3 separate regions of the Mus musculus genome follow, and all the other regions are linked to region 1. The links are chromatin loops, found by intact Hi-C in ENCODE. Cell type or tissue: heart. All regions are shown on one strand.

The links. Peaks named below come from ENCODE experiments on the same cell type or tissue, not always from the same donor. Only the 100,000 strongest peaks of a DNase experiment are listed, where the experiment ranks them.
Region 2: it touches region 1 in a loop (4-fold over the local background); 5 of 42 quality-filtered maps call a loop at or near these places.
Region 3: it touches region 1 in a loop (2.1-fold over the local background); 2 of 42 quality-filtered maps call a loop at or near these places.

What each region holds. Positions count from the first base shown.
Region 1 is chr5:67,528,048-67,536,047 of GRCm38, forward strand. No RefSeq gene overlaps it. Among named protein-coding and RNA genes, the nearest start is that of C330024D21Rik, 68 kb to the left of the region's middle. In heart, CTCF peaks have their summits at 2,259 (motif pointing right), 3,145 (motif pointing left), 4,472 (motif pointing right), 6,212 and 1 weaker place; DNase peaks (open chromatin) are centred at 4,544 and 5,014; H3K4me3 peaks cover 677 bases; H3K27ac peaks cover 583 bases.
Region 2 is chr5:67,603,117-67,611,116 of GRCm38, forward strand. It overlaps Shisa3 (shisa family member 3), which reads left to right and starts at 4,767. Exons shown (of 2, transcript NM_001033415.3): 1 at 4,767-5,568; 2 at 7,920-8,000. The coding sequence starts at 5,292. In heart, a CTCF peak has its summit at 4,528; a DNase peak (open chromatin) is centred at 4,995; H3K4me3 peaks cover 2,610 bases; H3K27ac peaks cover 1,467 bases; H3K27me3 peaks cover 5,174 bases.
Region 3 is chr5:67,643,189-67,651,188 of GRCm38, forward strand. Atp8a1 (ATPase, aminophospholipid transporter (APLT), class I, type 8A, member 1) reads right to left here. Exons shown (of 37, transcript NM_001038999.2): 32 at 5,337-5,393; 33 at 4,505-4,612. It overlaps Gm15478 (a long non-coding RNA gene), which reads left to right. Exons shown (of 3, transcript XR_003955932.1): 3 at 1,614-3,589. Among named protein-coding and RNA genes, the nearest start is that of Gm15478, 7.3 kb to the left of the region's middle. In heart, a CTCF peak has its summit at 4,613; no DNase peak of the experiment used is centred here.

The DNA.
Region 1 (8,000 bases):
CTCTGTAGACCAGGCCCATCTGGAGCTCATAGAGATCCTCCTGCCTCTGCCTCTAGAGCTCTAGGGTCAAAGGCGTGCATGCGCCACTACTGCCGGACAAGTGAGCTGTGATTTTGGAAGTACTATCATGGATTTAAGAAATCAAAATCATGGGCTGGAGAGATGGCTCAGCAGTTAAGAGCACCGACTGCTCTTCCAGAGGTCCTGAGTTCAATTCCCAGCCAACACATGGTGGCTCACAACCATCTGTGATGAGCATCCGATGACCTCTTCTGGTGTGTCTGAAGAGAGCAGTGGTGCACTCATATACATAAAATAATTAAATCTAAAAAAAAAAAGAAAGAAATAAAAATCACATTGTATCCTTTTTTTTTTTATAGTGACTATCAAAGCCAACACAGTTTCTGGCAGACACCTAACACTTAATAAATGGATAGATCCCATGATTTAGCTAACGCACTTCTCATCTAGGGGTCAAGATAAACAATGGATAGGTGGATGAGTTCATGAGCGTCATGCCTTGTTCCTGGGTAAGCTCTCATGGTTTCTGTGCTAGCCCACCTTCCATTGTTACAACAGAGTCCCAGAGTCTGGGTGGTTTATAAAGATTACAAATATATTGTGCTCTGGATCCTCAGAAGGTACACGACTGGCACCAGTATCCACTCAGCCTCTGGTGAAGTTGCCCAAGAGGCTGTGTGAGGAAGAGGAAGCTCAAGGGTTGGCCTTATTGTATAGTAACCTGCTCTCTTGGGACCTGAGTCAGTCCTTTAAGAAGAGCAATAATTCATCCTAAGCAATGAGTGTCCCTAAATGCACCCTGCAACACTGCTGCGATGACATCATTCCAACATGAATGCTGGGGGGGCGATGCCATATTCAAATTTTAACAGTCCCTATGCACTAAGCCTTCTCTTAAATTTCTTTCCCGTCACTGTCCCTTTTACACAGACAGCAAAAGTCTTACCCGAAATCTGCCAGTATCCTGATTCTACAGGCTCTGCCGTCTAGCCAAACAGCCCACCGAAAGCCAGAGGCTTGAAGTGGAGTTCGTCTGTCCTGAGCTCCACTGAGCCTCAGCCACTCACCTTCTTCAATCATTTCTCCCTCTGCCTGATGGAGGTAATGATCCTTATTTATCCAACTCACACAGATGTTGGACAGATTGATTAGTTAATGCTCAAAAATTGCCTTGAAGATGAAAAGTACCGATTAGTATTATTATGTTGTCTAAGAGACATTCCCCCGACTGTGAAAGGCAGCAGTAACCTGGCCACCGACATTTAATTTGAATGCTCTGCCGGTCACAGGTGGAATATTTATTTGCCAATAAGGAAAAGCTTCATTCACCACAGCTCCTTGGATTCCATTCGCCTGTTTTGTTTTTTTTTAAAGATGTGGCCAAATTGCTATGATGGCATGGAAATGGGACGACACGGTTAAGGCTCATGTCTAGGTTGGATGTCAGCCTCTTTTTGTCATCCAAATGACACCCCACGTGCCGCCAACACCAATCCAAACAGTGTGCGGAGTACAGGATGATGGTGATGTGTGTAATTACTGAAGACTTTGAACTTATAACCTTTAATCTTATTCAAAGGTGAATGTGGTTTCTCAAGGACAATTTTAAAAAAATTGTGTATCTGTACAAAGGTGCCACGCCAGAAAGTTCAGTATTGAAAACAAAGGGAAAAAAAAAACAACAACAAAAACCAAGCAAACACTTTGAACTCTCGTTTTTAAGCAGAGCTTGCTGTACGTGACGGAGGGAAGTTTCTTAGAAAAGTCTAAACTGCACATCAATATGGTGGAAAAGTCCTTCCTTTGAAGTAGGTCAGCGTACAGTTGATGCTGAAGTTTGGAATTCCAAGCTTGATTGGTGGCTGGCTTTCTTCAGAAACATGGGCTTTTAGCATGATTTATGCCTCAACTTTTAGAGTGAAATTTATGAACTGCATTAAGTGCTAGAGAAGAAGCATAAAATAAGCAATTTGGGGGTCTGGAGCAGCGGAGTGCTGTGTGCAAATGGGATAAATGGGAATAATGGACTAATAGATGCATCGGAGGAAAACAAATGGGTTTCCTGACATCAAGAAACAGCAGCTTTGGGGGATCCTGTAATTAGCTCCTAATTGGCTGGATGAGACAGTGTTGCTGAAGATGTATGAAGTCAAAGACGAAGTATCATTTTAAAACGAGGCAAGTTTGGTGGGATGAACAAGGCAATGAAGGTGGGTTGGACGTTGCATCTTAGGACTCTGCCCAGCAGATGGCAGGAGTGTTGTTTAAAGCCTTTGCATAGAGGCCACCCTCCTAAAGTCGCCTTTGAGTTATTTGAATGAATGAATCTGGCCAAGCAGGCTCTCCATGGCCCTCTTTCAGAGAAGAGCAATGATTGGTGTGTAGTGAGACTGCCCCGGATAACCCATCAGGTCCCCAAATTTTGTTTCTTTCTCTCTCCCTGTCTATTTCTCAAGTCTCTTTTGGGAGGTATGAGGTTCTTGAGACAATGTCATCTCCCCTGTCCCCCATTCCCGCGTGTTTCCCCTTTCCGGGGGAACAGTGGCCCTGTAGCTCTAAGCTCTATTTCTCCTGCTATCCTGAAGCACTTAACAGACTGAGCAAGGGAAAGAGAAGGTGCCCACTCAAATTTAAAGTTTAACTTTCTTCACAGTCTTAATCAATAGGTGTATTCTTTAGCATATATCTATCCTACATCTAGATGTAGAGTCGAACTAGTTTTGCAACAGTGCCGCCGGCATCTTTCTCTGTCCACACGTCCTGGGGTTCCTGCCATGTCCATGAATTCGTGCACCACTTGACTTCCGGGTCATCACACAGATTCACGGTGTCAGGAAAGACTTGTTACCAGCACTTTAAAGAAGTCTCAGTGGAGCAGAGCCTAGTGACTCTGGGCAGAATTACAGCATCTCAGAGCAGCACATTTGGCCGCAGGGGAGCGCGAAATGAAGGAGTCAGTCGCCAGGGGATGGAAAGGGCGTCCCACTGGGACTAAGTAGATAACACAGTTGAAGATTGATGTAAACGTGAGTTCTTAATGGCCACTCCCAGCTCAGAGGTAAAGTCCAACACCACAGCCTGCCACTCCTGGCCCCATCTAGCCTTGCAGAACTGAGGACATGTTTTCGCCCCCTGGTGGAACAGGGGACTCACTACAGGGATTAAATTACAGGAAATAAAGTTTGTGTGTTTGTGGATGCAGATCTCTTCTGCCAAATTGCATTGAACATGGCTCCTGCCTGGACCCCAGCGGTGCTCACTCTGCCAGGAATATGCAGCATTGTCAGATCTAGATTCCGCGTATAATTTTAAAAAGTCCACCGTTCAGACCCATTTGATTTGATTGTTATGCTTTCCCCTCATTTCCATTCAACTTAATGAGCTTTTTATCTGTACTGTTTTAAGGCAGATCACTAAGAACCTTCCCTTTAAATATTTCAGTATGTTTTAAAAAGGCACTGTTAAGTAAAAATATTTTTAAGTGAAGATGTGGTGGCGTTCAGATAAAGGTTTACCACACACTAAACCACTGAACACTAGAACTCATTTACTCCTTTCATTATTATTTTCCTTTTTGGTGGTGTTGTGCCTTCCTCATGCCAGGCAAGCACAGACAATCGTATCTGTCATACGGATCTGTCTTCCGTTTTGGGTGAAATTGACACCAACTCTTCAGCACCACATTCAGCACCAAACACAAATTCAAATCGTAATTATTTGTGGTGCTGATGATGGACGTCTGAACTAGGTACGAGAGAGGCAAGCAGTATAGCCCTGAGCAGTACTCTCGGCACAAAGGACACTTATATCCGGATTTTCCAGACTGCCCCTCATTGTACAAACGAATGATGTAAAAAAAACATATATATATTTTTTTCTCACCCTTTACTTAAAACACAGGACTTGGGCTGAAGAGATGGCTCAGTGGTTAGGAGCACTGACCCAGGCTCAATTCCCGGCGCCCACATGGCAGTTCACAATTGTCTGTAACTCCTGCTCCAGGGCATCTGACACCCTCATGCATGCAGGAAAACCACCAGTCTCCTCCTCCTCCTCCTCCTCCTCCTCCTCCTCCTCCTCCTCCTCCTTCTTCGGACCCCTGAGGATGGGGAGAGGGGTCTAAATTGCTGTAGCCCTGAGAAGAATAGACTGACCTTTGGCTGTGGTCAGACAACTTCAGGGTAAGGGTAATGAGGCCATATATTCATCTTCCCAGAAAAAAAAAAAATCTTACCCATCTTACCATTATGGACCAGAGGCCTTTTCCTGGCCAACTTCCAAGCATTTTCTCAACGGCTAATGCTCACTAATCCTCAGCCTGACATTATCTTCGTTTTAGCAGCATATCTGGCTTTCGATCTGAATTATAAGCCACATGCAATAAAAGGGAACTGGAAATGATTCAAAGCTTTGCCAGGTATTCTGAGAAGCCCAGCTCATCTGTACGCAGGCGCAATACAGGCAAACTTCCGCTAGAGGGCGGCCTCAGACTGCATGATACCCTGCAGTTCTCCGGAACAAGTGGAGACTGCAGAGGTGCAAACCTCAGCCGACAGAGCAGCATGAATGTGGACGCATGCTCCCCCCCCCCCCCCGCTAGCAAATAATATCTATTTGTTGTTGTTTTGTCCCCCCACTTCCGGATTGGCTTCAATGAAAATCTGGCACATGTGGTAAAGAGAAATATGGAAGATTTCCTTTCGTTTCCTTTGCGAGTGAGCAGTGAACCCTCACTTACCTCTTAGGGAATTTGCAGTGTTGTATTTATAATTATCAAGAGAGGGAGGGAAATTAAAAACTTCGACTGCTTAGCTCTTCCGCAGTTGGTCTGTGGGCCCGAGGGACACTCCAGGAACTCCGTGTTCTGGCTTAGCTCCGTGGAAACCCTCAGGAATGGCCATTTGACCTCTCGCTGGGCCACCGGAGGAAATCAGCTTTGGTTAGATCAGATGAGACATAATTGGCTTTGGACTCGTTAGCGCACACTCCAGGCGAGCATTCCTTGCTGTTTTGAAAGGCCTGTGTTTTACTTGGATCAGCTCAGTGTACAGGGGAGTCAGTCACAGCTTGGGTGGCTGGGTGGATTAGCATTTTGTTTCCCAAGATCTGCTCTGCTTCTGGGTCTCCCCAGTTGACACGGTGCCGGGCTCAACCCCCAACTCCCGGCCTGAGGTCAGAGAGAGGGATATGTCTGTTGGCCTGCAAGGGTGGTTTGTAAAGAATATGGGGTCTGGGTGAGTTGAGAGGTGTTCAGGCCTTAGGTTCTGGAACCATGAATTTGCATTTGCTGGATCGAGAAGAATGCAAAAGTGAATAGATTTCAGCATCGGGAGTGGTGTAACTTTGTCCTCTGCCTCTAAGTCATGGCCCTGCCCAATCACTTTCCAATAATCAGAGTGATCCTTTTAAAACGTACCTCAGCTACAAAGTTTGAAGAGAGCTGGGGGTGGGGTGGGGTATGGAAGAAGCCGGAGAGAGAGAGGAGGGTACGGGAGAAGTTGGCGTGGGAAGAGTAGAGATGGATGCGATCAGTATACGTTGTATTCGTATTCATTCCTGACCTGCTCCTGAAGCATACTGAGTCTTTATATGGTGGCGCCCTGCCTCACGTGTAAGCAAAAAGTTCAGCTTCATACTGTCGGTGGTGGACCTTAGTATCATTTTGGAAGCCATTTATAATAAGGTGGGTTGGGTGTTTACTGCAAGAGAACGCAGTGAGCTTTATTGGGATTTCAAAGAGCAGTTTACTTGGTTTGAGTTCTACACCTAGAGCTTACAAAGGATGCTTCCGAGAGGCTCCGACGATTTTGGTAAAGCAAAGGGCCTTGACCTCTGTCCGTCTGTCTATCTATCATCTATCTATCTATCTATCTATCTATCTATCTATCTATCTATCTATCTATCTATCTAGAATGACTTTATTTTTCTAGAGGTCTCCTGTGTAGGCAAAGTGATTGAATGATAGATCTATCTATCTATCTATCTATCTATCTATCTATCTATCTATCTATCATCTATCTATCTATCTATCTATCTATCTATCTATCTATCTATCTATCTATCATCTACCTATCATCTTTTCTCAACATCTCAATCACTGGTAAAGGAGAATATATAGTAATCTGAAAATCAGTTACGAAGAGAAGCAATGACTGCAGAGACCTGCAGGCGGAGCTACTCAGCAGTCTGACTCCCTAGGAAATTGGTTCTTTGGGGGGTTTTGTTTCTCTTTCTGCAGCTGTTTCTTTTCTCTCCAGGTCCTTCTGCTTTCTGGGCAATGTCCAGTAGCCTTCTCTCACGGTGATTCTGATGTTGCCTGTGACTTCTACTTACTTTGTGGAATCACCATCGGCCACGGTCTGGCTCTGCCCAGTAACGTCGTTGTATTGTATGAATGAAAATGATTAGTTGTTGACCCTCAGTTTAGGTCAGTTGTTGACCTAAAGACCGTTTAGGGATCTGACCCAACAACACCCCAAAAGTGCTTCGGAATAGACGTTTTTCCTCTCAGAAAGGTTGCAGAAGGAAGCAGACAGTGACGTGTTATGGCTTGGACAGTTAAATTGGTGAACATAAGAGATCCGGATTGCCGCCTTTTAGAATGCACGAGCGTATTTGTCTCCTCTTTGCTGCTTGAACAGCGTCTTCCCCAGATTAAGACAGGGACATCTCAGCAGAATTTAGCACTTAAGTTAAAATTTTAAAATAGGAACTTAAGTTCCATAAAGAAACAGGGGCCTCTCAAGGTAGGCTCTGTAGAGAGAAAATGGGGCTTTGTGAATGATAAAGGGCACCTGTCCATTTCAAGAGCAGTGGAGTGTGTTTGAATTTGCGATCTGGACTGAGAATTTGGTTGCAAACCTCAAGGGTAGAGGCTTGGGACGTGCTGAGTGGTCTCCTGTAGTTCCTGGGAGCTGGGGCGGAGGCGAGGCTCGAGAAGAATGAGAGAAGTTGCTGAGCTACAGAGCCGGCTCCCCTCCTAGATGTGGATGGAAGGTGCCGGGAGAGAGACAACGCCCACGCAGGTATGTGGACTCCTGTGTTAGCGTGGCTTATTGCTTCTTTCACGAGGACTACTCGGAAAACTGCCAATCCCTTCAAGAAGGCCCTCGTTTAACACGGAGCTAGTCATGGGCCCAGTCAGGGTACATGGAACGTATCCGAGTTAGTTATCGAGGTGATGGATGGACCTGCGAAGCCAGGATGTGTACAGGGTACCTTCAAGACTCTGAACGCTGGGGTAGAAGAATAAAGAAGACTCTAGGGTCAGAATAAGCCTCCAGCAGTAGGGAGTTACAAGTTACAGTAATCCATTGTATCCGCTATTAAACAGTAAGAACACAGCTCTGGACCAACAGTTCGTAGCCACCATAAGGCCTGGGAACATCCCTTCACTTCTGAGTTGGGGCGGGGACTTTTGGAGAAGAGAAATAGCCCTAGGAACAAAGTGGCTGTTGTTCTGAGCCATTTTGGGATTTCTGTGGCAATACTTCTCCCTACACGTGTTCTCCACAGTGTTCTACTGAGCTCTTCACACTGGAGCGTTGTGTTCTGAGAGCTGCTGGCCTGTCTTTTCCGGCAGCCAGGATAAGGCCAAGAACAATTGCTAGTGCCTGTGTTTCTAGAATGTGACATCAGTCTTACACAAAATATGAGCTTAATAATTAATTTTTAAAATTTGGGTTTAATTTAATAAAAACAGGTAGTAGAGGTGATTGCATGTAGGATTTCTTCACCACAGGTACCTGCTAGCCTGATGTAATCACCATTAATTATTATTATTATTATTATTATTATTATTATTATTATTTTGTTTTTGAAACAGAATTTCTCTGTGTAGCCGTGGCTTTCCTAGAATTCACTCTGTAGACCAGGCTGGCCTTGAACTGGGAGATTTGCCTGCCTCTGTCTGCAAGTGCTGGGGTTAAGGGTGGGTGCCACCCCCCTATTGCTGGCTTAATGGAATCAGCTATAAACTC
Region 2 (8,000 bases), 75 kb after region 1:
GCATCACCACTTCACCCACAAGCTCCTTCGACACGCAGGCTCTGCCTCTGTACGTGCTCAGAACCCAAATCTGTTTCCACAAGGTCCCCAGGTACTCACTCACTCACTCACACTCTGCTTCGAGGGCATTGTGTGTAATCCCTTCTCTTTATGAATGACAAGGCCGAGGCTGCCAGATATTCTGGGCAGGTGGAAGAACATGTTTAATCAATCATGAGAAATTGACTGTCCAATAAACACCTCCTTGGGGACCAGTCTCCGGGGTCTGAGAGAATACCTTCTATTTCTTGGGACCTTTATATACTTTAGTGGTAAGTAGGAGATCCTGCAACTCTCAAAAAAATAAAAAAGTATCTTTCAATTAACTCGGGGTTACAATGGCCTGGGATAAGATTTACAGTGAGTGACCCAAGAAAAGAATTTCATTAGGTCACCAGGAAAGGAGTTAAAGGAAGTGATAACAAAACACTCCAGACAAGGGCTTGAGTTAAGAAACTATTGGTTGTTGTTTTGCTAAAAAACTTTTGTTATTCTTGAGTCATGATTTTAGGGAATGATGATTTAAAAACAAAAACAAAAAGAAGGCTCTGGATAATCTACAGCCTGGGATTTAAAGGGTTTAGCAAACACATCACAATGCCAAAAAGTTCCGAGATGGCATAGATCTTCCCACCTCCACAGCTAACTTGTTTTTTACAACTTTGTTTTCCCGGGTCAATGCAAGTAGTTTATGAGAGCTTCCTGAATCAAAGCTTGATTTTTTTTTTTTCTGTAGAACATTTTTTTAAAATTAGGTATTTTCTTCATTTACATTTCCAATGCTAATCCAAAAGTCCCTCCCCCCACTTCCCTACCCACCCACTCCCACTTCTTGGCCCTGGCGTTCCCCTGTACTGAGGCATATAAAGTTTGCAATGCCAAGGGGCCTCTTTTCAATGATGGGGTGTCCCTGTGGAGTTTCTTTCTCTTTCTTTAGCATATTTTGTTTCTCAGCCCTTTCTATGTTAAGCTCTCTTCTCTCTCTGTCTCTGTCTCTGTCTCTGTCTCTGTCTCTGTCTCTGTCTCTGTCTGTCTCTGTCTCTCTGTCTCTCTCTCTCTCCACTTACTATATATCCAAAGGAATATACGAGAGAGAGAGAGAGAAGCAAACAACAAAGTTTGATAAAGGAGGCTACAGTACCGATCTATGATTTATGGGACTAACCCTAACCCTAACCCTAATATAGTAGAACTCAAGGGCCTGCATTTTATCAATAGTGACGTCAGAGAAAGTGTGCAGTTTTTTTTTTTTTCTTTTTTTAACCAAATGGACCAAGTAGGTTTTACTGGGATGCTTGTATCTGAGGAACATAAGGAAAAGTCTAAAACCTAAAAGAGATTGTAATACAAAAGGCTCTGTACTAAAGAACATTTTTTAAAAAGATATTTTCTTTATATACATTTCAAATGCTATGCCAAAAGTTTCCTATACCCTCCCTCCGCCCTGCTCCCCTACCCACCCACTCCCTCTTCTTGGCCCTGGCTTTCCCCTGTACTGGGGCATATAAAGTTTACAATACCAATGGGCCTCTCTTCCCAGTGATGGCCGACTAGGACATCTTCTGCTACATATGCAGCTAGAGACAAGAGCTCCAGGGTACTGGTTAGTTCATATTGTTGTTCCACCTATAGGGTTGCAGACCCCTAAACAAAGAATTCTCACCTGAAGAATATCGAATGGCTTAGAAGCACCTGAAAAAATGTTCAGCATCCTTAATCATCAGGGAAATGCAAATCAAAACAACCTTGAGATTCCACCTGACACCAGTCAGAATGGCTAAGATCAAAAATTCAGGCGACAGCAGATGCTGGTGAGGATTGTGGAGAAAGAGGAACACTCCTCCATTGTTGGTGGGATTGCAATCTTGTGCAACCACTCTGGAAGTCAGTCTGGAGGTTCCTCAGAAAGTTGAACATAGTACTACTGGAGGATCCCGCAATATCTCTCCTGGGCATATACCCAGAAGATGCTCCAACTGGTAAGAAGAACACATGCTCCACTATGTTCATAGCAGCCTTATTTATAATAGCTAGAAGCTGGTTTATTTTTTTTTTATTTCTGCATAAAACAGAGTTGTGATTCTGCCATCCACCGTCCCTTTACTCAGCTGAAATTATCAGCCTGCTGCCATCTCATCTTCTCTGGGTTTTTCCTTTTTTCTTCTCCCTCTCCTTCCCCCCTGAACTCCCCCCCCCCACCTTTCTAGTGTTTAATAAAGAAAAACCCTAGACATCATACCATGTAGCTCATTTCCGATAGAAATTTCCTGAAGACCACAAGAGAGAATAGGCTGGGAAAGTGATTTCTTAAGATTGTGTTATTCACAAAAATAGGGGCTTTTTGTTACTGAGACAGGGAGAAATGTAACATGTCTAAAACATGTACATGATACTGTGGGTGTGGAGTTTTGGTCACCTTTCTCCAGGGCACTCTCCCAAAGGCTTTGGGGAGGGAGTCTCTGGAGACTTATAAATCTTTACTAGGAAAATAAAAACAAAATCTTTGAAATCGCAGATATTTGTAAGCCCACAAAGAGGCAAATATCTTTCTGAGAGCATTGTTTATGACTTTAAAGGCTATCAATGTGTAAAGTTTGAGGGAATCTTTCAGCACAAGCACCCCTCACCTATCCGTCCCTCTCCTAACCTGAGGGGCTGCTTATTGTAACCTGAAATCAGTCTGGATCCAGGACGCAAGAGAGAAAAGCACAATGCACGGTTGTTTTAGTGTTTGCAACTTCTCAGATTTATGGAGTATCAACTTATTTAGAAGTTTGGTTATTTTCCATTAGCAAATATCATCCAACTAAATTTGAGCAGAGCACCCTCTGAATAAGTCAAATAGACAAGGGCTCTAAATGAGGAAATTAATTATAGCCAGTGTCCCAGGGAAAAGAACCCCTCTGTGGCACAGAGAAATGTAATTAATGGGAGGGAAGTGCCAACAAATCACTCCTTAAAATATTAACGCTATCAAAGAACAGCTGGAGAAGGAGGAAACTTGACCCTTGGGGGACTGATGGAGGGGCCGTGGCTGCTGTACAGTTTCACACAGTTGTGATGTAATGAAATTCCTCAAATCGTAACTTAAAAAAAAAAAGATATTAAGTAGTGTGGCTCTGGAAAAGTTATTAAGCGTTAGTGTGTCTTCGAGTTTGATTATTTTATTATGATCCTTGTAGCTCATATTTGCTGTGGTTTTAAATCTTTTTCTCTTTATTTTCCTGAAAACAAAACCAACCTCCCTGCTGCCCCTAAAAAACTGGTTTGGTTTTTTGTTGTTTTTTGTTTGTTTGTTTGTTTGTTTTAAGCAGCCTGAAAGCCCGGTGACAGCATTTTTTTTCCTATATAAATAAAAATCCATTAACCACGAAATTTCTACTCCACATGCTTCAATTAAATTCTTAGTTAAGGAAATTTGTTTGCCTAAATGTAATTTGGCTTTACTTAACAGTTTGATAACTTATTATTGCCCCCCAAACATTTATTGTGGAGCAATGCAGTTATAATTTTACACAGTCCTACTCAGTAGTGGCGTGTTGGGTATTTATTTTTATATTTAAATAACAATCTCAATATTTAAGACCTGAAGCTAGGAGTGGTTCTTTACCCGGGATGGAATTTAATTTAGATACTTAAAAATAAACCGTTTTATTCAGCACCGAAGTTTTTCTAGAAGCCTCTGGGACCGTGGGCAAGCTGCGGGTGTAATAAATACTTCTGACCGCGTATACTTGTGTTGGCGGTGCTCTGACAAGTTCTTCCATTTGTTTCAGGAGACTTGCTAATATCTAAATCGGTGACAGGGTGTTCAAAGCGTTTGACAAACCGTGTGGCTGAGACGAACGTCCTCACACGTACCGAACCAATAAACCCCGGAGAGGAAACACAGGTTGCAATAAAAATAAAGTCTTGAGGTTAGCACCGGTTTCACGTAACTCTGGCTTCACAAGGCTCTCCCTCGGCTAGAGGAGCCATGCCCTGCAAACAGCCCACAGGGGACACATCATTTAAATAAATGTGTTTCTTTGCCCGAACAGAAGTTCAGATAGGCTCGATTATCATTAATTCTGCTCTTTTATTTCCTTTGCGGGCGCGGAACACCGAAATCCTGGCCTTTGAAGTGAGGCTGGCGGGGCTGACCCGGGTCCTCCCCGGCGCCGGCTCAGCGGTGCGGGAAGGAGGCGCCTGAGCGTGAACTCGTGGAAGCTGGAAAGGAGGGGTGAAGGGGTGGGAGTGAGGTGCAAATGTTGGTGACCCTAAAAATCAGGTTATCGGAATCGAACGAATCCTCAGAATCGGCGGCCCAGGGACAAACTGAGTCTGTGCACAAGCCGACAGAACAGTTAGGGGACTTCAGACGCCACGCTCGTTTTTTAAAAGAAACCCGTGGAACTCAAGCGCGGCGCAAGTCCCCTCGTGAGCTGGCAGGCGTGGACGGAAGCGGGACCGTAGTCTTCCTCATCCTTCTGCAGGTTTTCCCCTGGCTATGTGACAGCTAGGTGGCAGGCTCGGCCTGGTCCCCTCGGGGTCACCGCCAAGGCCCGGGGTAGCGCCGTGGGTGGGGGCGGAGGGGAGACGCGCGTGAACCTGCGGGCGTGCGGACCGCATCGCGGTGCACCCGCTGTGATTAGCTCGCGCGGCGACCCCGGAGGGCGGACTTTCCTCACCCTCGAGTCTCCTCCTCCCTCTGCCTTTTTAAGGGACGCCCTCCAGGCAGAGCTGTCAGCCACCCCAGGCCCTCTGCACTTGGCCGCGACTGGGCTGTCTCCCGCCTGCGTGACAGTCAGGGGCGGGAGCGGAATTAGCCGTTGGTCCCCGAGACCTGCACGTGGAGAGCCAAGCTCAGTTCCCGGCTCTGCCGGGTACCGGGCGACAGCCCACGATTGGGACATTGCCCGGCCCTGGAGTTGGTCGTTCAGGGCTCGACGGCCCGCAAGAATAGCGGCCTGGCCCCGGGTGCTCCTAGCGCGATGAGCCTGGCTAAAGGCGGCCGCTGCTTCAGTCGCAGCCTACGCGGTGGCCTCCCGCGATCCCTGGTCCCCTCACCCTCGCGCACCATGCTGTCCTCCGGCCAGCGGAGCCCGCAGAGCAGCCCACGCCTCCTGCCCAGCCGCTGCTAACCCACGAGAACGCGTTCTTGACCGGGAGGTCAACCGGCCGCGTGGTGCCTCGGGGAGGCGGAACCTTGGTCCCCCGGAGCTCCGGCTCCGCCCTCGGATTCTCCAGCTGCCACCGGGCGCGGGGCGGCGATGGGGGCGCTGCTGGCGTTCTGTCTGCTCGTGGGCTTGCTACGTTGGGGCCCGGCGGGCGCGCAGCAGCCTGGGGAATACTGCCACGGCTGGGTGGACGCGCAGGGCAACTATCACGAGGGGTTCCAGTGCCCCGAGGACTTCGACACGCAGGACGCCACCATCTGCTGCGGCTCGTGTGCGCTGCGCTACTGCTGCGCGGCAGCCGACGCCAGGTTGGAGCAGGGGGGCTGCACCAACGACCGCGGAGAGCTGGAGCATCCTGGCATCACCGCGCGTAAGTGCGGCATCCCTGGGCGGACATGGCTCGCCCACCCGACACAGGCACGCCTTACTAGCTCGGGCCACAAAGTGGACCACCTCTGGGTCTGGGGATTGAAGAAAAAGAGGGTGATCGTATTTCAGGTCAGGGGTCCTATCGCTTTGCAGTTTGGGTCCCGGCTGCACGTGATGCCCATGGTTCGGCCCTAGGGAAAGTTTGCAAGGGTTCGCAGGAACTGCTGGTCTGGCGGGAACCTGGTGCTTCTAGGGTAGACAGCTGGAGCTAGGTTGGGTTTCCTGGGCGCTCTGGTCAAGTGGGGGAACTCCGGAAGTGCGGGTGCCAGGGAACTCGACTCTGATCACCCCCTTATTTTCTTTTGTCGAGTAGTAGCATTTCGTCACTCTTCCAACTTCCTTACAATTCTCTGCATCCAATTACCCTCTCTAGTCCACCCCCTATTGTCACGCTTTTCAGAAACACCCAAGTCTTTGGAGGTGAGGATTTAAAATTCCGGGTCACAGGGATTTCTCAGGCCCCCTATTCTCACGTCGGAAAACACGGGTCAAATTTCCGCTCACTTGTCCACTTGCTCACTTAAGAGGTGAATAAATCAGGACCCCAGCTGAGGAAATTTACACCTTGAAAAAAAAGTTTTCCACTTGAGTTGGAACATCAGGGAAACCTTTTAAGGCTCAAGGCGAAGGTTTTACTGCCAGGAAACCCGAGAAGTGTGTGGAGCTGAGAGCCTGTGTCTCCCCAGGACTGGGAGGTGGCAGTGTGGGGCCTGCACACTCTGATCCCCAGAAAGACAGGGAGAGAGAAGCAGGTCCTGTCGTCCAAATGATAACTGAGAGGAGGGAGGGGTCAGCATCAAACAGGGTTTTCCTCTGGGGTTTAATTTTGGCGGGGAGGGGAGAGTGTTAAAAAGCCCACTTCTGAGGACCTGGGAAGTAGTTTCTAGACTACATAGCAGAAAGCAGGAACTCAGGGCTATCTTAGCATGTTAGAAAAACCAAACTTCTCTGCTTCTCTAGGCAATGCTAAGCCTGCCTCCTGAGTCGGGAGGGGGGTTGTTCTCCAAAACAGAGACTAGAGGATTGGAGCATTCTCCCCACTTACTGAGTCTGAGATCAGGCCAAACCAGATGGATAGTGCTCTGCCTCCTGCCAGCACTTTAACCTCTGGTGACTTAACTACGCTGGGCCATTTTTCGAATTTAAAACGGGCATATTGCCATCAAAGAGTCAGTTTATTGATGACAGTAGCATACAGCTGTTTGACTCCAGTGCACAGGGAGTGCAGGCCAACTTCACCTGGCCTTCTATACCACTGGTACTCACACAGAGACGGAGACAGGGGGGTGGGGGGTGTAAGGGATGCCGAAGAGCTCACAGTTAGCAGCCCATGGGTAGCTGCTACCTGTCCTACCCTGGCTGAGTCTTTAGAAAATATATGTATTTATATCTGGATAAGAGGGAGTTGCTATCTCTCAAGGCCTCTGTGATAAAAGTTCAACCTGATACAGAAAATCAGGCTCGAGAGCCTTAGTAAACCCACGTGTCCAGTCTGCTGCCCGGAAGCTGGAGCCTGCCTCTCAGTGTGGTTCTTTCACACAGGGGAGAGACCAAGGCAGCTGCCCTGATACCTCTGGAAAAGAAAGCCTTATTTCTATCTGCCTTTTAGAGATGGAAGCAAAGGAGAGTTTGTTTGCTCTGCCTTGGGGATGTGCTCAGAAAGAAGTCTGGGTCACCAGTACTGAGAACTACACACTGTTCTTTCTGTGGGTGGGAATGTAGACACAGAGGTATGATGTCTGGAGTCAGGACTGATGGTTTGTGAGATGGTGGGAGACACAGTAAATTGGGGCTCACTGTGGATTGCTTTCTCCTGCTCTTTCTAGAGCTCTGTAACACCCCGGGGCTTCATTCAACAGGCTTGGTTCTCCTGGCTTAGACAGGAAGCATTTGGACAGGAGATGGATTGTCAGTCTAGGAGATGGGTTAGACCTTTAAGTGTCCCACCATGATCAAACCCCTAAAACCTAGATTTAAATGCACATTCATGGTGATCCCCCAAACTTACCCTCTCCCTTCAGTGCACCAAGAGGACGATATAGGCTTTCTGACCTCCAGATGTTCAATATGATGGCTGATTGCTAACAGAGGCTACAGCACCAGTTTGCTTCCTCCCTGCTAGGAGTAGCAAGAGCATTCCATCACCATGGTTTGTACTTTGGGGGTTGCCAGTCACAGGCAAGCTGACAGCCATGATGAGCCTCTGCCTCCCGTCTCTAAGAGGCCAGAGCAGAGGGTAGGGTTTGAGTGACTTGTACCCAGCATCTGTGTATGTCTGTTTTTGCCTTTTAGAACCTGTCTATGTCCCCTTCCTGATCGTCGGCTCCATCTTCATCGCCTTCATCATTTTGGGCTCTTTAGTGGCTATCTATT
Region 3 (8,000 bases), 120 kb after region 1:
ATAAATTCAATGGCCTATCACTTAGGCAGGAAGCAGGAGGTGGGACATCCTATAGGCAGAAAGGATTTTGGGAGAGTGTCAAGCAAGGGAGATTTCCCTGGGAAAATATGACGGATATAGATGCATGGTGCTTTAGCACAGATAACCAGCCACATGATAGAATGCAGCTTAGAATAAGTGGATTATTTTAAGTCATGATCTAGTCAAAGAAGAACCTAGCTATGTGGTCAAGATATTTGTAAATATATCTTGAGTCTGAGTCTTATTTCTGGAAGCATGGGGCTAGGAGGAAGAATCAGAACAAACTTCTACAAACAGCCCTCCTGACTGCAAGTAGGAGCAACAGTGGGTACCCAAGAGAAGGTGGAGAATTCCTCAGCCTGTTGGAAGAAACTGGTGGTTTTTGAAAATAAAACTGGGACTTCATTCTCTGGGCTACTAGCTTGTCATCAGCTATTTCTCTATTTATGACAATATGGATCTAACTTGCATGAGTCATGCCTGCTATGAAATGTGTCACTGGGAAAACACACTGAGTGTGTGATAAGTACTTGCTCTCTTTCTTCCCACTATCTGTGAGCAAGGGTTTCCCCTTCCATATGCTATGAAAAGCAGCCGTGTCTTCACACACACCAAAGGCTGTAAAGGTGAACCCAAACCACGGAGATGGTAGAAGATGACTACACGGTCCAGAACCATATGTGAGTGCCCATGGAGCTGACTTAGAAGCAAGGACCTGTGTCTATAAGTTGCCTGAGTTGTACAATTCACACCCTGAAACCTGTGAGCTAGAGTGAGAGTCTGAGCCTTTTAATTTGTTCCACTTGAGAAGCCATAGAAGCCATGGGGGCTGGAGGTGGGAAGAGAGGATGCGTAGGAACTAGAAGGCACCATGGAGATGTAGATAACTTGTTGCCTCACTGTTGCTAGTGACTGAACTGGTCCCCATCACTGAAGCATGATTTTGGCAAGCCTAGCATCCTCCTCTGTCCATGTCATATAGAAAGAGTTATCTGAGCTGAAATTTACCTCTCTGCATCTTCTACCCGGTTTTTCTTCTGTTTGCAGAAGATACAGCAGAAGTATAGACTGATGTCATTTAATGTCCATCACAACCTGTACCATATAAATGGATAAACAAAGAAAGACAGCAGCATTTGGTCCTTGCTGTGGTTGTGCAATGACTCTTGCGGCATCAATGCCTCGGAAAAGCAGCAGTGCAGGACAGCAGACAACAGGTTTCCTCTTCTATGCAAATCCACGAGAGACAGTCTTTGGGAGGGAGCTGCCTTATAGATTCATGGTGTCCTAACTAAGCAGCTAGTACCAGAGAAGTAGCATTCACAAAAATGTCACCTTTGCCATTCCTTATGGGAGGTCAGACTAAACTCCTAGGGCCTCAGTTAAATTTGTCTTTGAATTGGTTATTAAAACAAATTTGTGATGAGAACCAGAAGTTAATGTCAGACAGGTTCGTCCAATGGCTGCTTGTCTGACTGTGAGCAAGCACCTTGGGTCATAGAGTGCCTTTACCTGCTGCCCGTCTCTCTGCCCATGCGCATGGCACTTACTTATCTCATTCTACTTACTCATTGTCTTTCTCTTCCTACCAGAGACATCAGCTGCGGAAGGGCATGATTTCTGTCATCCCTGAATCCAGTGCCTAGAAACGTGGCTGACACAGAGGAATCCCAGTAGATGTTTGTCAGACCAACTGACTATGCACACAGACCTTGGAAAAGCACCTGAGGGCAAGTGAGTGTTCAACAGCACTAGGATGACTGGCATTACGGTGCTTCCAAGACCTTGGCTGCCTGTGGGAGTAGCTCCGCTACTCTCAGCCAATGCCCCTTTAAGGCCGCAGAGTCCCCCAGCCTCCAAAGCCTGCTTATACCATTTTCTGTTCTATCACCTTGCACACTGCCTACATTAAGCTTTTTGGCAACTAAGAACAACCCTATGCATATAATTTAGTCTCAGAAGGAAGTGTTGAGACAGGGAAGGACCGGATGTAGACTACATGTATGTGTGTAGAGGCATGTAGACTCTGAACTCGACACCAGTGACCTTGCTTTTGGTGGTGACAGAAAGTTATTACCCACTGTGTCAGGAATTCTGTGAAGTTATCTCTACACTCTTGGCCTTGCTTTGGGTGGGGTTTCACTATGTGTATTATACGGCACACGCCAAGCCAGCCAGTGTTGACTGTTGCTACCTACAATAAGGTACTGCCATACATATACGGTGCTGATTTTGTTATGAAAGTCAGATGAATAAACAAACTGTAAGATGATCACCCAGTTTTTGCCCAACCTTACAATAGATATAAAATATTGGCACAAGAGTAAAAACTTCTTATATATGCATATATATATATATAGTCTGTAGTGTCAATTGAGATATAGAACCTTAGGAATTGCAAAATCTCACACACCCGAGAAATCACTTCTTTCTGAGATGACTTGAGTTCTAATATAACTAGTGGCTGTGCTTATCATGAAATGTCACAAACTGAGCACAGGAGATCCTGTTACCCCACAAGAAACAGACGGACAGCACCTATGTTTGACATCATGCATGGCAGTTCTGTCAAGCCCTCGGCTGGAGAGGAGGTTCATCTGAACACACATACACTCATGTATATGCACACATCAGAATGTGTGACAAGCACTGAAGTGCAGCATAGTGTTAAGGAATCAATCTTTTCCTTGGATCAGCGAGACTGACATGTTTTGGACAAGCTAGGAGAACCTCCAGCTGAACTAGCACAGTCCTTCTATTTCCAATGACGCTCCAGCTATGTAAATACATCATCCAAAGTCGCGGTAGTCAGAAAGCAGGAAGGAACAGAGCTCCCATTAGCAGTTCCCACCGTCCACGAAGGGACCAGAACTGTGATGGAGCACTGACATTCATTTCACGTTGAATTAAACACGGCACTGGCGTGCGTCTCAGGAGACGATATTAAGTTCCGTGTTTGGGTAATACCAGGAATTCTACAGGCAGGGGCAGAATTATATTTGGTTGGCTAGAAGCCAACCATACTTTGCACTTGTCCTAGAAGTAGGTGGTCAAAAACTCAGTTCTTGTCATCAGACCCACTAGCCACAGTTGCTTAAGTGATCAGGGGAAGGGGGGGTCTCAAACTCTTCTGTGGTACTCATTTTGAAGATAAAATCGACACAGAGACATCTGGACACGAAGGGGACTTAATGTGTACTGAGAGAGGTTCAGTTAGAACTGAGCTTGGGAAAAGCAGGTTCAGGCAGACATCACAACACAGGGACAGAGCAGCATTGGGTTTCCCACACAGCATCATCAGAGACTGAAGACATACACTGTCACACACACGAACCATTTTCCTCTTCCAGAAAAGAAAGTCTTAGAAATCAAGGCAGGGAGGAGGTATGTTCCCGGCTCTCTCTGCTCTCTTTAAAACACATGCTGTAAATTTTCTAGGCTTCACAGTGTGCGTTTCAAAAGATACCTTCACGTTCGGTGGAGGGAAGAGCCGGACTCTTGGTGCATCTGGCTTTCCTGTAATGGTATATAATGCCCCTGTCTAATAAATCTAACCACATTTTTCTTAAGAAAAAAAAAGTGTCTGCATTCTGTTAATTTATAAAAAGCAGGGTGCTGTCAGATCGAATTTCATGAAAATGATCTATAAACCAGACTGTCAAAAGTGAAGGGCACTCAGGCAGAGTTACAGGCAGGGAATACGTGCAAACCACCGGAGAGGGTTCCTGTGAACGCTACGAAACAGCAGCCCGCAACAGGGCTCACGTTACCTTGATTTGCAAGTTACTGTGCGGTCACAGGAAATCCCGAAATGTTTTCCACATTTTCTTTTATACATTTTATGTCAAATTTCCTGCAATTGAAATCATAAACCCTCCTACCGCTGGACCCTCTTCTGAAGGAAAGGGGATCTTTTGACACTCCCCCACAAACACCTAATAACTCAATTCCTCCCAGCGTAACAAGAAACTGAAAGACAGAATTGAAAACTGGAGGATGATAAGGCCGAGATGTCACGTGCCTCAATTCCTTCAAAAAACGAGAGTCAAACTGATGTCATTAAAACAGCTTGAAAAGTGCACTTACTCTAGTGACAGCTGACTGCTTTTTGGAATGAGCGACAACAGACGGAATGACAGCTTGTCCCAAAGAAGGAGCCGAAGCATTTCTCTCAGTCTCTTAGCCTACATGCACTTGTGCATTTATGGGTCAATGTTTTAAAATGGCATCTTCTAGACGGGGATCCGTGACAAGATTCAGGTTCCCCACAACCATATTTTACCGTTCCAGTTATGTTTATGAAAGGATAAGTCAGATTTAAGTTAGATGTTGAAGTTAAAATACTGGTCAGAGACTTATCTCTCCCGCTTGTGGCGTTCGAGGGTGGTCGAGCTCTCGCCGAAGAGAGACCCACAGAACGGGAAGTCACGCCGAGTAGGGCGCAGACTGGCTAATAGACACCCATTTCTAAGGCACACATTACCTCTCCGGACATGTCAGGGGCCATGGGCACGGCAGGCCACAGAGATGAGTAGATCCCGAAGAACACCACCCAGAGCGCGATGCTGCCCCAGATGGCGATGTGGCTGAACTGCGGGGAAGGAGATCTGGGTCAAGACACTGCCAACCAGCCGAGCACACAGCCATAACTGAAACATTCAGACTCTCTCCTGATCTGTATTACCTTCATAAAAAGACAACCTCCCGGAAACGTGCTATAATTGTATAGTTGTATAATTGTTCGTATAATTGTACATTCTTTGTAATCTCCACCACTGTCCTCTGCTCCAACTTTTACCTTTATCTGTGTTCCGTATGTTCTCTCTCAAAGAGGTCAGATACACGAGAGAACATTGTGTGTAGGTCCAGGGGTGTTAAATATAAACTCCTCGTTCCAACCCCCCTCCCCCCACCTTGAACGTCAAACTCCAATTTTGTTTTCTTCATCGGGTCTCTCTTCCTGGAAGTGGGCAGGCCGCAAAACCAACCTGCTGGAAGAGGAACTTGTTTGATTCAGACTACGCTTTTGCGTCCAAGGGCAGATCTCTCACTAATTTAATTGTTCTTCAGAATTATTTCCTGATAGGTGTCTATGGGACACCAGTCCCATGATACCCCTAAGCGAAGGCACCTATGCCTGAATGCCTCCGTCATTTTGAGGTGGTGACAGTGTACAGTGCTGAGCCAAAGGCTGGAGGGGCCCCAGTGATAAACTCATGGAACTCTGTGTTTCCCACCCTGAATCCCTAGTTCTCCCTCCTTGCCCGTTGCTTCACAGTCAGAACTTTAGGTTCTGCGATTGGAGATGTTCTTACCCATGTCCAATAGGAGGTTTCCAGTCCAGCTTTCAAGCACACAGTTATCACTACAAACTAAAAACAGAAGAAAAAATATTACTTTGTCTCATACATATTGTTTTATAGTAGTCTATCAAGTGAAATAGAGACTCCCATGGAAGACTCAGGTTGGAGTCAAACCAGCTATGTGCTCAACGGACTCATGGATCGGGTGAATGGCTCTCACAAGGGCACGGCAACAGCTGCCATTTACATGGCTCCCCCGCCTCTGCTCACATTCACAGCCTCAGAGTCTATTTGGGAGGCTACCCAGGGTGCTGCTATCTGCATTCTGGACAGTTCACAAGTAGCCATAGCATGTGCTTATGTTAATTCGGGGTTTCTTGCTCCTTTTAACTGAATGTTTTAAACTGAATGCGTTTTTCACTAAAAGCTTACTTCCTGGATTTTAAAGGTCAGTTATACAAGTAAAACAACCAGACATTTAGGAATCTAAGCCTCAGCTCTGGAACTTTAGGTACACACAATTCTGCAAACAGAGGATATGACAGTCAGCCACTTCTAGAAACACACACCAACTACAGTGGGAGATATATTGGTGTCCCGGCTAGTAAACGTCGACTTGACACAAGCTGAAGTCATCTGAGGGGGAGGAACTTCTTCAACTGACAAAATGTCTCCATTAAATCAGTCTGTAGGACATTCTCTTAATAAGTGATTGCTGCGGAAATGCCCAGCCCTTTGTAGGTGGGGCCACCCCTGGGCTGATGGTCTGAGTTCTATAAGAAAGCAGGTTGAGCAAGACATGATAAGCAAGCCAGTAATCAGCACCCCTCCATGGCCTCTGCATCATCAGCTTCTGCCTCCAGCTTCCTGCTCCAGCTCTGACTTCCTTCACTGATGGACAACGATGTAGGATGTAGGTGAAATAACCCTTTTCTTTCCCCACGTTGCTTTTGGCCGAGGTGTTTCAGCACAGCAACAGAAACCCTGACCAAGACAAGGAGTAATTCTGAAAGCTACCTTGACTGCTGTGTCTCCCCTATGGATGTCTTAATGGTTAGACAGAGGACTGAGAAGCACCTAGGAGTCTAGTAAACCACTCTGGGGTTGTCTGCGAGGGCATTTCCAGAATGCACTGCCTAAAGGAAAACTCACTGTTAGTACATGAAGCCTGTTAGTACATGAATCCTCTCTCTGACTGCTTCATGGCTGCCATTGTGTCACTGTCTTCTTACCACCATGACCCGCTGATCTAGTTTTCTATGGTGGGCATCTCAAAGCCCTGGCATCTCCAGTAATCCTGGGGTTTCCACTCTAATTGACACCATACTTTCACCAAGGGCCTCTCTCGGTGCTAAGCCTCAGTTTCTCTCCAGGGCCCCTTTAGTCCTGGGGTCTCCACTTCACTGAGGCTGCATCTTCAACAATGCCTTCTGGTGGCCTGTCTTCAGGGAGACTCTAGTCCTCTCTCCCAGTACCCAGCCTCAGCCACTCTCTGTGACCCATTCATGCCTTCAAAACCAGGAACATATGGGAGAGAGCCTTCATGCTATCTGCTGAGTTCTATAGCCAGTTGATGTGCAGCACTGGCCCCGCACTGTGTACTGACCCCAAAGAAATACTTCTCAGAAGATTTCACCCCAGTGATGCTGGTCTCTTATTAATGATTGCTGCAGAATCGCAGCCCCAGCTAGCCAGCCTCAGTTGTCCCACTGTCCTAGCTGGGCAGTCGCTTCAGTGCTGCTGGTTTCTTGTTAGTCACAGCTGATTCTTCAGCTCCAGCTGACCAGAAACGGCAGGTTTTACATTCAAATTTTTATACTAATGACTCTGGGAGTCTTTGAGGGACCCCAAAAGTTCCCTCTGAAACTTCACGAGCCAGGCCTCATCATCTGTGCTTTTTTGTCTTCCAAGCTTTCACAGAATAGCCCATTAATCATTGAGCATTCAGTGTCTTTTCCACCTGGATCTCTACAATAACCTCCACCCCTAACTCCCAACATTGAACATGGTAAGGTTTCTTACAACAAGGTCCCACTTCTGGTACCAATTTCCATTCTAGTTTGCTTTCTCTTGCTGTGGTATACACCATGACGGGAAGCAACCCGGGAGGAAAGGGTCATCTTACAGGCTATAGTATCAAGGACTAAAGTCAGGGCAGGAACTCCCAAGGTCAGAAGAGAGTGTGAAACCCTCCTTCTGGAGTTATAGATGGTTATGCACTAATACGTGGGTGCTCAGAACCAAACCCAGGACCTCAGGAGCAGCCAGTGCTTTTAACCACCGAGCCATTTCCCCAGCCCCAGATCACTGTAAAGTTAGTTAGCTTGAGCCTCTAGAGAAATCACTGGGTGTACACCCAAAAATAAAGGCTGAGAATCAAAGTAACAGAAATCTTATAAAGTCAGTGAATACCAATCATAGTTAGAAAGAACAGGTGTGGTGGTGCCCATGTGACTGGTAATTGTTCTTGCCTGGAGGTGGAGTCAAAAGGGCTCTGAATTAAAGGCCATCCTGGGCTACACAGTGAGGTCGTACCTCAAAACAAAAATGAAAATAAAAAACTTAAATATGTTGTGGTCAATCTCCAACCCCAATAAGTCCGTGCAAAGAACACACAACTCAGTTATAAAATTTATAAGCTGCACACCTATATTGGGCAGATCTACCACTACACTG